Regions from separate parts of the Homo sapiens genome. Here all the other regions are linked to region 2. Evidence: chromatin contacts called from ENCODE Hi-C or POLR2A ChIA-PET data. All regions are on one chromosome and are shown on one strand. Each heading gives the region's core, a stretch centred on a gene start or an enhancer-like site at or near the end of the contact. The rest is flanking DNA. Distances are from core to core; before and after follow the strand shown.

Evidence for each region. Hi-C counts contacts between places; a loop is a spot of excess contacts on that map. ChIA-PET counts read pairs that join two places held with the same protein, here RNA polymerase II (POLR2A). Pooled maps may share reads with other maps.
Region 1: a map of PC-9 shows a loop between it and region 2 (8-fold over the local background). The contact joins two enhancer-like sites. A Hi-C loop is called at or near these places in 9 of 168 maps with a recorded cell type or tissue (Caco-2, K562, PC-3 and 6 more), 2 of 37 single-sample maps with no recorded cell type and 13 of 50 pooled maps. POLR2A ChIA-PET finds 5 or more read pairs at or near these places in 2 of 52 experiments (Caco-2 and HEK293).
Region 3: a pooled map shows a loop between it and region 2 (3-fold over the local background). The contact joins two enhancer-like sites. A Hi-C loop is called at or near these places in 7 of 168 maps with a recorded cell type or tissue (PC-9, cardiac septum, heart left ventricle and 2 more) and 11 of 50 pooled maps. POLR2A ChIA-PET finds 5 or more read pairs at or near these places in 3 of 52 experiments (A549, BJ and MCF 10A).
Region 4: a loop to region 2 is called in a map of HepG2, with 2.7 times the contacts of the local background. The contact joins two enhancer-like sites. A Hi-C loop is called at or near these places in 7 of 168 maps with a recorded cell type or tissue (Caco-2, HepG2, aorta and 4 more) and 4 of 50 pooled maps. POLR2A ChIA-PET finds 5 or more read pairs at or near these places in 4 of 52 experiments (A673, Caco-2 and activated T-cell).

Annotation. Positions count from the first base shown.
Region 1 is chr9:94,668,048-94,670,785 of GRCh38, reverse strand. No RefSeq gene overlaps it. Among named protein-coding and RNA genes, the nearest start is that of FBP1, 30 kb to the right of the region's middle. RefSeq lists a silencer at 1,265-1,559 and an enhancer at 1,547-1,686. Within about 2 kb of position 1,390, at least 13 of the 41 ENCODE cell types and tissues checked have a DNase peak (open chromatin) inside an H3K27ac peak, as active enhancers do; they include PC-9, where a contact is called at or near this core.
Region 2 is chr9:94,781,573-94,784,505 of GRCh38, reverse strand. All of the region lies in intron 3 of AOPEP (aminopeptidase O (putative)), which reads right to left. Among named protein-coding and RNA genes, the nearest start is that of MIR2278, 27 kb to the left of the region's middle. Within about 2 kb of position 1,250, at least 17 of the 41 ENCODE cell types and tissues checked have a DNase peak (open chromatin) inside an H3K27ac peak, as active enhancers do; they include PC-9, where a contact is called at or near this core.
Region 3 is chr9:94,880,829-94,883,864 of GRCh38, reverse strand. All of the region lies in intron 5 of AOPEP (aminopeptidase O (putative)), which reads right to left. Among named protein-coding and RNA genes, the nearest start is that of AOPEP-AS1, 63 kb to the left of the region's middle. Within about 2 kb of position 1,749, at least 3 of the 41 ENCODE cell types and tissues checked have a DNase peak (open chromatin) inside an H3K27ac peak, as active enhancers do.
Region 4 is chr9:94,846,305-94,849,461 of GRCh38, reverse strand. The region is part of intron 5 of AOPEP (aminopeptidase O (putative)); the gene reads right to left. Among named protein-coding and RNA genes, the nearest start is that of MIR2278, 38 kb to the right of the region's middle. Within about 2 kb of position 1,806, at least 2 of the 41 ENCODE cell types and tissues checked have a DNase peak (open chromatin) inside an H3K27ac peak, as active enhancers do.

The sequences.
Region 1 (2,738 bases), core at 141-2,640, 110 kb after region 2:
TTTGGTGAGACGGAGATTTACTCTTGTTGCCCAGGCTGCAGTGCAATGGCGCGATCTCGGCTCACCACATCCTCCGCCTCCCAGGTTCAAGCGATTTCCTGCCTCAGCCTCCTGAGTAGCTGGGATTACAGGCATGTGTCACCATGCCCGGCTGATTTTGTATTTTTAGTAGAGATGGGGTTTCACCGTGTTGCCCAGGCTGATCTCGAACTCCTGACTTCAGCTGATCCGCCCGCCTCAGCCTCCCAAAGTGCTGGGATTACAGGCGTGAACCACCGCGCCCAGCCCCCCATCTCTACTAAAAAATACAAAAAATTAGCTGGGCATGGTGGCAGGCGCCTGTAATCCCAGCTACTCCAGAGGCTGAGGCAGGGGAATCGCTTGAACCCGGGAGTCGGCGGTTGCAGTGCGCCGAGATCGCACCACTGCACTCCAGCCTGGGCGACAGAGCTAGACTCTGCCTCAAAAAAAAAAAAAAAAAAAAAAAATTAGACACAACTCCAGGAAAGCAGGGAAGATCCCAAACTGACTACTAACATGATTCCATGGCTTGGCAGAAGAGAAGCTTAAGAGAAAATTGTTAAAAAAAAAATAAAACCAGAACAATTAGTCAAGAAAAAGAAATAAAGGGAACCCAGATTGGTAAGGAAGAAGCAAAATTCTTTGCATCTGCAGATGACATGGTTTTGTATATAGAAAATCCAAAGAACACACAAAGACAAACCAAAAAAACCTATTAGAGCTAGTAACAAGTACAAGTTTGCAGGATACAGGATCAATATACAAAAACCAATTACATTTCTATTGGAGTAGAGACGAGATTGCACCACTGCACTCCAGCCTGGGCAACAGAGCGAGACTCTTGTCTCCAAAAAAAAAAAAAAAAAAAAAGCACTTTGGGAGGCCGAGGAGGGCAGATCACAAAGTTAGGAGATCGAGACCATCCTGGCTAACACAGTGAAACCCCGTCTCTACTGAAAATACAAAAACAAAAACAAAAAAATTAGCCGGGCGAGGTGGCGGGCGCCTGTAGTCCCAGCTACTCGGGAGGCTGACGCGGGAGAATGGCGTGAGCCCGGGGGGCGGAGCTTGCAGTGAGCCGAGACTGCGGCACTGCACCCTAGCCTGGGCGACAGAGAGAGACTCCATCTCAAAAAAAAAAAAAAAAAAAAAAGGAAAAAGAAAAAAAAAGTGACAGAAAAAACGCTCTCTGCAGAGGAGAGAGGATTCCGAGTGGATTGCGGGGTTACAGCTGAGTTCAAAAGCTTTTATCAGAAACTCTTATCTCTAGCAGTTTGAGTCACTTCTCTTATCAGTAAAGCTGTCTGTGCAATTCCCCTTCTGTTACGCAGCCGTGGGTATGTCTCTAGGCCATCACGAATTCTGCTTTTCTAGTTTGTATTAACTGTGGGTTTGTTTTAGGTAAGCCCCCTCCCCATCTGTGCAAGTTTCCACCGTATATATGCCTGAAAAAAGGGAAGAAACTTTTTTCCTGGGAGCTCACTAAGTTGCTTATCTGTGCGCAGGTGCAGCCTGAGGTTTTTTGTTTTTTTTTTTCCCCAAGGTTGTTTCATTTTTGCCTGTTGCTGTAACTTTTCAGGCAGGTTGCTTCTGCAGTCTGCATTTTCCCCAACTGATTTTTTCCTTTCCTTCTTCTCACAGTGGCTCTCATCTGGGGTGACTTTGCCTCCCTGGGGATGTTTGGCAATAATATCTGGAGACATTTTGGTTCTCACAACTGGAGGGCCGTGGATGCTACTGGCACCTAGTGGTAGAGCCCAGGGAAGCTGCTAAACATCCTGCACTGAACAGGACATCCCCACAACAAATGAATTATTAGGTCTAACGTCAATAGGGTGGAGGTTGAGAAATCCTGCTATAAATCTCGTTTAAATCCGTGAGGATGTGGGCTTTTGAAATAATAATAAATAATTTTAATTTGATTTTCTGTGGTTATATTGCCATCCCTGGGACATGGAGGCAGAAGGTCTATTTGATTAGGGAAGGGCAGGGAGCAGGAGAAAATATCAAAGAGCATCTCAGTCGAGTACCACACAGCAATGAAAATGAATGAGCCATAGACACACACACCACACAACAACCAGATAACCTTGAACAAAAGAATATACAGCATGCGTTCATGTACATAAAGTTCAAAAACAGGCACAACTACTTTACTGAGGAGATTATAGCTGGACAGTAACACTACCAAGAAAAGCAAGGATATTATTGCCATAAAAGTCAGGGTAATGATTACCTCTGGGTGGCGAGTCAGAAAAAGGATACCAGGAGACTGGCATCATTCCATTCCTTGAACTTTTCATTTTCCTTTAAATAGTGCATTTTGTTTTATGAACTTCTACGTATGTTTCACAATTAAAATATAAAAAAAGGGGGACATTAGTTAACATTCAAAAATCTCATCCTCCTAAAACAGAAAGAGTCCCTAAGTGGAAAAACAGGTGAATTACTTTTCTTTTTTTTCTTTTTTCTTTTTTTTTGAGACAGAGTTTAGCTCTTTCCCCTAGGCTGGAGTGAAGTGGTGCCATCTCGGCTCACTGCAAACTCTGCCCCCTGTGTTCAAGTGATTCTCAAGCCTCAGCCTCCTGAGTACCTGGGATTACAGGCACCCACCACCACGCCGGGATAATTTTGTATTTTTAGTAGAGACAGGGTTTCTCCATGTTGGTCAGGCTGGTCTCAAACTCCCGACCTCAAGTGATCCACCTGCCTCAGCC
Region 2 (2,933 bases), core at 1-2,500:
ATTCTATTTTCCACAGGAGGAAGAATAATTCTCAGTGAAGAGGGAAAAAGGAAGAACATGAAGGAGTAGTCAGTTCATGAGAGGAGAGAGAACTTTTTATACTAAACCTGTGAGAAACTTAGCTGAGATAATCATTTTTCATAAAAAATTTTAAGAGAAGAAAAATCAAGATACGGTAGTCATTTTTACACATCAGTCATGCCTACCAATAGTAAATTAAATAAGAAATTTATGAAAAGTCAGTGTCCTATTAGTAGGTGAGTCTTGGATAAACTCACTTAATATAATTAAAAGCACAGCTATAACCACACACACATAACCACTCTGCTTGTGCAGAGGCTAAGTTAGATCATAGCTCTGCCAAGTTAAGCATCTCATGGAACTTCTCATATTAAAGAGTTATTGTTTTCACTGCAAATTAAAACAGGCACTTAAATTCTTCCTATGAAAACCATCCATTTTACTTTTTCAACCTCTCCACTATAGGTTAGACAAACAGCATGAAGCATTCGGAAATATCAAATTGATACGTGCTTTTATTTAACATATAATCTTTCTTTCCTCAATCCTTCAGTAGCCCCTGCTACTTTGCTACCTCAAAATTGTTTCTTTCTCTAACCACAATTCCTTATTTCAGCAATTCCTATCCAAACTATTATATATGTTATGATTACTTTGGAACATCTTTGTATCACAAATTAAAGATGCCTAACAATGTTTACAGGAATATGTATATTCAGAAACATGTACACTTATAAGTGTATACAGACATACTATAGAGAATGTATATATCATATATTTTAAATATATAATATACATACATCTGTACAATAAATATAATACATTCACGAAAAGGAGAGAGAGCTCCCCATTTTGGCTGCTCTTCCCCTCCTGGCCTCCTTCTCCACTGCTTGGGTCTTTCAGCAAACTAGCTTTCTGTCAGGACTTTGCAGATGCCGCGTCTACACCTTCCAGTTTTCTAAGTGAGTGCCACCCTCGTGAATACCCATAGCGTGACTGTCTCTTGTTAGTTCTTCTCCGCAGTTGCTCAAGGGTTGTAACTGGCACCAGAACAAACGAGACAGTAAGACGCCCTGGGCACCAGCATTGCCTAACCAGGGCAATGTGCCAGGTCAGGCCACCACTTTGCAAGCACTGATGCTACCCAGCAAGGCTTCGGTTTTCCTTGCCTGCAACATGGTACCGCCTCAGGCACAGGAGAGGCAAGAGAGAATGACCTTCAAGATCATTCTTGTGAACTAGGTAAAAGAGCGCCATCTGCTGAACACAAGCGCCTCTATAGGTTTTCCTTGTTGGCTAACGGGATACCTAAAGGAATATGCCCCACCAGGCTTGTTATTCAAGTCTCACCGGCCACTCTGACCTTCAATGCAGGTGACCCAGTTCCCCTTAAGCTGGATCAGCTAACTGGACACCAAATCATACTGCTCCAGGTGGTCACAGGTAAACTTGAGTGCTTTACTCACATGGAACATTCATGAATGTCAAGTCCAAGACAAAAATCCACAGCAATGAGAACTGGTATATACATGCCTGCCAGAATCATCAATGTCTGAAAGAAACCATGATGACTTTCACATATGTCGTGTACAGTAAGCGCAGTGCCAGGAGGGTAAGCAAGAACTAGTCAACAACAAATCACAAAACAAAAGAATTAACTGACACAGATTTAGAAATTACTGGCTCACCGGCATCTTTCTAATGGGAAAAGATTAATACGTTTACCCTTAAAAACATAGGAATGTATGTGTACTGGCGTGGAATAAAGTTTCCCTAGTTCTAGAAACAAGGAGCTTTCTCTACTTTGCATTCTTTCTTTGTGAGGAAAATACTTAATCATAACCATTCCTAAATGCCTCTTAATTTACCATTTCCTCATACGTAATTCCTGGTTGCATACTATGGGAGCAGTCTAAATAGTACTGCTCATTTGAAAAGTTGGCTTTCAGTTGCACACAGGAGGGTCTGGACTCTCAGATCTTGGCTTTTTCCTGGAATTTCCCACACAAAGTCAAAAGAAAGAGAATGTCAGAGAGCTAGTCTATTGGGCAGGCCAGAGAGTAGCATTTTGCCCAGAATGAAGTAATGTCTACAGTCTTACTTTTGCACTAAAAAATGAAATCAGATCCTATGCAAGGGCACATGTAGTTTTTAACACCTTTCACTTGTTCATATGCTTTTTCTCCTTCATCTGGAAGGAGCTTCCATTAGGCAGTCTTCTTCATTTACTTGAGGCTTCCCACAAAAAACAGAAGCAGAGTATTTTCTTTTTCTTTTTTTGTTTCTTTTTTTTTTGAGACGGAGTCTCACTCTGTCGCCCAGGCTGGAGTGCAGTGGCACGATCTTGGCTCACTGCAACCTCCGCCTCCCGGGTTCAAGCAATTCTCCTGCCTCAGCCCAAGTAGCTGGGATTACACGCGCCTGCCACCACGCCCGGCTAATTTTTTTTGTATTTTTAGTAGAGACGGCATTTCACTGTGTTAGGCAGGATGGTCTCGATCTCCTGACCTCGTGATCCGCCCGCCTCGGCCTCCCAAAGTGCTGGGATTACAGGTGTGAGCCATGGCACCCAGCCCTCAGAGTATTTTATTTTTCTAGGAAGCAGGGATATACTAAATTAGACTCTATAAAAATAAAACTTTCACGCCTATAATCCCAGCACTTTGGGAGGCCAAGGCGGGCGGATCACAAGATCACGAGATAGAGACCATCCTGGCTAACACGGTGAAACCCCGTCTCTGCTAAAAATACAAAAAATTAGCCAGGCGTGGTGGCGGGTGCCTGTAGTCCCAGCTACTCGGGAGGCTGAGGCAGGAGAATGGCGTAAACCTGGGAGGCAGAGCTTGCAGTGAGCGGAGATCGTGCCACTGCACTCCAGCCTGGGCGACAGAATGAGACTCTGTCTCAAAAAA
Region 3 (3,036 bases), core at 500-2,999, 99 kb before region 2:
CATGGTCTTCAGTATGTCAGATACAATTTCTCAGATCTCTAGGTCAACCCTCAACTTATGTTTAACATTTTAAACTAACATCCTCTGCCATCAACTGAAACTGTCTCATAAGAATAAACTTATGTTAGATGAGAGAAATATATTTTTCTGATACTTAGAGGTACTTATTCTTAGAACTTTATTACTCTAATACATCATGATCTATACTGTTAAATCCAACTAAAATTTGTTCTGAGAAAGCCTTGGTATTAATACTTGCTTCCTTGAGTTCTTCAGTCTGAATTGTAACTTAACTTAGTGTGTAACAAACTGAAAACCTGAGGAGTTTCTTCTGTAACAAAAGCTGAGCCTCAGCCCATCACTCTAGCCACACTTCAACCATTGACAGGCAGCCAACTGTTCAAACTCCCTTAACATACTGGCAAAGTCAAGCTGGAACCAGTCCAGCTGTTTATGTACCTCATTTTCCTTTTTCTTTTTTTGGTCCATAAATCTTATCTGCTCATGTGGTAGCCCCAAAGTTTCTCTGAATCTGTTTTGATTCTGAAGGCTGTTCGATTTGCAAATCATTTTTTTCCTTGCTCAATTAAACTCTGTTAAATGTGTCTAAAGTTTTTCTTTCATCAGATCTGGAGTAGAAGTGAAGAGTGAAGTACAATTCCAGTGACTCCTTGGAACAGCAGGCAACGAAGCGGGGCACCTGCAGAGCCAATTGTGTGCGCTCTCTTGTTTGTAACTGGAGGTTTGTGGGTGAGTTTTCTCTCAAATCCCAAGCTCCACTGACTTGTGTTCTCAGCTCCCTGAGTTGATGTAAGCAGTATTTATACTGCACTGGGTATAGCATCAGATTGAATTTAGAAGCCCCAGACTTCAGATAAGTAACTTTTTGATAATGTGTTCATATCAATCCAAAGAATCAGAGACTGTAGCTTCTGAGACTCCAGCTAAATTTATCCGTAAAAATTATGGGTCCACAATGTACGTATTTTTGGAAAAACGGGTTAACCTTTCTGGAGACAACTTAGAATTAAGATGACCACAATAGGGAAGTTTGGTTTTTATTTTCTGTTTTTTGTTTTGCTTTGTTTTTTTGAGACGGAGTCTCGCGACGCCCAGGCTGGAATGCAATGGCACAATCTTGGCTCACTGCAACTTCCGCCTTCTGCGTTCAAGAGATTCTCCTGCCTCAGCCTCCCCAGGAGCTGGGATTACAGGCTCCCACCACCACATCCAGCTAATTTTTGTATTTTTAGTAGAGACTGGGTTTCAACATACTAGCCAGGCTGGTCTTGAACTCCTGACCTCAAGTGATCCACCTGCCTTGGCCTCCCAAAGTGCTGGGATTACAGGCGTGAGCCACCCCACCCAGCCAATAGTTAAGTTTTATTTTGGATAAGATTGTTTAGTTGGGAGGCGTATTAGAAAAAAGGGGATTTTAAAAACCCCACAAAACAATGAGATGTGTTCTTTAATTGGTATGCAAGGCATCTAAAAGGCTAAACAAATTAAAAATTGCCTCCTTAAATGATTCTTTGCAAAAAGCAAGCAAACATTTTAAACAACAGACTAAGAACATGACGAAAGAGGACTGTACTCTGAAATAACCCTGTTTCCTCTCTTTACCCATCTCTACCTAAATAATTTGCTCCACTAATCTTCTAGTCAAATTACCCTTTCACCCTTTAAAGATGACGAAAAAAGAGAAGTTGGACAGATGTCTTACAAAGTAAGAGCTTGTGATCAGCCAGGCCTTCCCGCCATAACCACCTTCACTCCATGTTCTAAAGCTGAGCTTAGAGCCATAGTAAAGGACTCCCTAGCCCAAGGGGAAGTCCTCAAAAATTTACTCATAAGAGCTTACAATCCAGGACTCCCTGACCTTTACCAGTTTATTCACATGATACTGGGACCTGTGGAAGCTTGAAAATGAGTGACAGCTGCAGAATGGAGCCAACCTGAGGAGGGTATTAAAGACCCCTCCAAAACCCCCTCACAGGAATGGCTGAAATAAGCTAGAAACATTGCCAAAATCATTTTAGATTCAATTCCTAAGATTTTTCCACACAAAAAAATTGACTGGTCCACCATACAGACAAAAGAAGTTTCGGACGACAGAACTCACTTAGAAACACTGCTTGTGAAGCATTTGGGGCTCAAAATAACAGCAAGGAATATTTCCTGCAGGAACTGCATCAACTACTCTATTTATAAATGGACTCTGTCCCAAACTTAGCAGTTTAATTAAAAAAACATAAACCTGGATGGGAAGTTACAGACATGACTGAATTGGTGGCCTTAGCTGAACATTTTGAGAGGACTCTGGAGCAAGAAAAAACCCAAAAGACTACCAAGCTTATGTCTCACCAATTACAACAGTTACAGGGGCTGAGACCAAAGGAACCTTCTTTTTTATTTTAAATCACAACCAAGAGATAGATCCTAGAACAAGAAATTCTTTTCCCCGAGATGTCTGCCTTCCTTGCAAATAAGCAGGACACTGGAAAAGAGTTGTCTGCTTCTCTGTTAGTCTACCAATAAGCCTCCTCCCATTAGGCCACACTGTTTCACCACTAAAGGAAGCCTAAGACAGATCCTGTGTCTTAAAAAAAAAAAAAAAATAGAAGCAGCAGCAGCCACCAAGTTGCTACAAGTTTCATCTGAGCTGGTTTTAGGGAATGAACTTAATTTGCAAATTCCACATGCTGTGGAAAGTCTATTAAATTCCAACCAAGCTCAGCATTTTTCAGCAAGAAAACTAACATCTTATGATCTTATGAAATTTTCTCCTGCCTCCTTCTGACCTCCATCTAAAATGCTACTCCATCTAAAACCTACTTAACCCTGCTACTCCATTACCTCTGACTGACTGTGGTAAAGATCACAATTGTGTAGGTGTAGTATCCAAACTAGTAGCCCCTTGTGTTGATTTATGAGATGCTCCATTGGATAATCCTGAGTTGATACTTTTTGTTCGTGGGTCCTATGCCAAAGTCTCAGAAGGAAAATATCAGGCAGGGTATGTTGTTACTGCCCAAA
Region 4 (3,157 bases), core at 557-3,056, 64 kb before region 2:
CATTTAACAATTGGGAATACTTCAAAAAATCTACTGCTCCCTGGAAAGTATATTAAGATAACAGTAATTACAATTTACTATGAATATTTATTGAGCCTTCACTATGTGCTGGGAACTGCTTTAAATGCCTTACATACATTATCTCATTTAACCCTAAAACCAATCTTTGGAGTCAGGATTATCAGTAAAACACTTAAAACTAAACTTCAATGAAAATATAAGTTTGTTTTTAAAGGACAAACTTTTCCAGAATTTCATGTTAAACAAAAATTTAAGCTACTCAATTCCTAGTTCTAAGACACACTTTCTCTCCTTACTATTCCTACCCCCTGCCCCATTTTAGCATTTCTGAACTCAGGATGCCTCTTAAAATATTTAGACTTGGCCGGGTGTGGTGGCTCACGCCTCTAATCCCAGCATTTTGGGAGGCCGAGGCGAGTGGATCGCCTGAGGTCAGGAGTTTGTGACCAGCGTGGCCAACATGGTAAAACCCGTCTCTACTAAAAATACCAAGAAAATTAGCTGGGTGTGGTGATGCATGCCTGTAATCCCAGCTACGTGGGAGGCTGAGGCAGGAGAATCGCTTGAACCCAGGAAGTGGAGGCTGCAGTGCCATTGCACTCCAGCCTGGGTGACAAGGGCGAAACTCCATCTCAAAAAATAAAACAAAATAAAATGTTTAGACTTCACTATAATAATGCTTTCCCCTTTTACCTGGGCTATTAGCTTGGTAGGGCATTCACAGGAGAGGAAGTGCAGCAGTTACAACCATCTCCGAGTCAAGCTCCATGTTTTTTTTTTGTTTTTTTGTTTTTGGTTTGTTTGTTTGTTTGTTTGTTTGAGTGGGAATCTCCCTCTGTCACCCAGGCTGGGGTGCAGTGGCGTGATCTTGGCTCACTGCAACTTCTGCCTCCCGGGTTCAAGCGATTCTCCTGCTTCAGCCTCCCAAGTAGCTGGGACTACAGCATGCACCACCATGCCTGGCTAATTTTTTTTTTTTTTTTTTTTTTGAGACGGAGTCTCGCTCCGTCGCCCAGGCTGGAGTGCAGTGGTGTAATCTCAGCTCACTACAAGATCCGCCTCCCGGGTTCATGCCATTCTCCTGCCTCAGCCTCCTGAGTAGCTGGGACTCTAGGCACCTGCCACCATGCCCTGCTAATTTTTTGTATTTTTAGTACAGATGGGGTTTCACCGTGTTAGCCAGGATGGTCTCGACCTCCTGACCTTGTGACCCGCCCGCCTTGGCCTCCCAAAGTGCTGGGATGGATTACAGGTGTGAGCCACTGCACTGGCCCAAGATCCATGTTTTACTTATTAACCAAGTATATGCTGGTGAGATCCTCTCTTCCACAGAGGGCCTTAAAATGAGAATCTAATAAGTAACTGCAGTGTCACATTTCCCCTGATGCTGGTAGCCAAGTAATCCCCACTTTAGATTGTAGAAATTTTGTGAAATAGTGTGGACCTGAACATTAAAGCCTAAGTGATATGTCCCCAGTCCTGCAGGTGGTTTATCGCCAAGATTTCTCACTTTGCTTCAGTCCAAGGACCAAGTAAAGAACTAGAAATTCAAGAACACCATTTAAATCCTAGGTCTACCAACTGATTTTCTGGGTGCTATGAGCAGTGACTGAAATGCCCTGGACTCTCCTCCTTCATCTGTTAAAAGATATCAACAGTGCCTACAGAAGGTCTAAGGGTATTAAGAGTAACTAACAGGATTGTTGTGGTTCCAAAATACCTCACATTTTCTCCCACTCATATCTGTTTCCTCCCTTACTGCACACGAAGGCCTAAATCTCCCAACCCATTAATGATTCATCTTATTAAAGGAAATCAGCTGCTTGCCTGGCAGCTAACATAGTTCTGCTTCATGACTACTTGAATTAATTTGATTTTCTTCAATCATCTATAAGAATCTATTCAATTTCAGAAAAGTACGTGTTAACAACGTATTGACAGAATAAAGAAGTAGAGTTCACCTGGCCCTGGCAGCAGCCTCTGTGCCCCAGGTTTTCCCAACCAGCCCTGCCCCACTGGAGTTCCTGCTGCCTCCACATCCCACAGAAGATCAGGCTCTTCCCATAATTACTAGCCACCAGGGCTCCCCTCTGCCCAAGAATGAGATCCAAACTCCTTAGGTGAATGGAAGAGCTTCTCCACAATATCCATTCCCCACCCACCCTTCCAGCTTCACAGCCCATCATTTCCTCCTTGTACCCTGCACTGCAGGCATGGTGGGAGGGTGGGGATGTGTGGAGAGAGAGAGAGAGACAGAGACAGAGAGAGAGAGAGAGAGACAGAGAGAGTGTGTGTGTGTGTGTGTGTGTGTGTACAAAGGGAACCACCAAATCTACCAACCTCCCTGCAGCCACCTCCACATGTGCCTCCCCATCTTTGATAGTGGGTAAACCTTCTGTGTGCTCATCAAAGACCCACTTTACTCCTATTGTAGATCCCCACCCTCCCACCACCTCAATAAATATGGTCACTGCAATCATCCACTATCCGCTCCATTCTCATCAGCTTCATTCATTCATTCATTCATTCAGAGACAGAGTCTTGCTCTGTCACCCAGGCTGGAGAGCAGTGGCGCCATCCCTGGCTCACTGCAGCCTCAACCTTCTGGGCTGAAGTGATCCTCACACCTGAGCCTCCCAAGTAGCTGAGAACACATGTACACACCACCATCGCAAGCTAACTTTTTAAAATTTTTGTAAAGATGGAGTCTCACTTTGTTTTCCAAGATGATCTTGAACTCCTGGGTTCAAGCAATCCTCCCACCACCTCGGCCTTGGAAAGTGCTAGGATTACGGGCGTGAGCCACCATGCCCAGCCAGCTTCTTTCTCTTTGCCCAGGTTATTCTCTTCAGCACACAAATGTGCTCTGATAGACTGTTCCCTTAAAACATCCTCACTTGGCTTCACATCCTTCTCCAGCAATTTCCCTATTTCTTTAATTTTACAGTAGGACTCCCTGAAAGAGCTGCCTGTACTTGATGTCTCAACTTTCTTGCCCCACCTTCTCTCAACTCACTCCAGTTAAACTTCTTTTCCCAATATTCTATCACAATTGCCTTCTTCCAGGTCACCAGTGACCCCCACTGAACCAAATCCCACAGTCCACCCTCAGTCCTCATAACTTCCACTTCTCAGC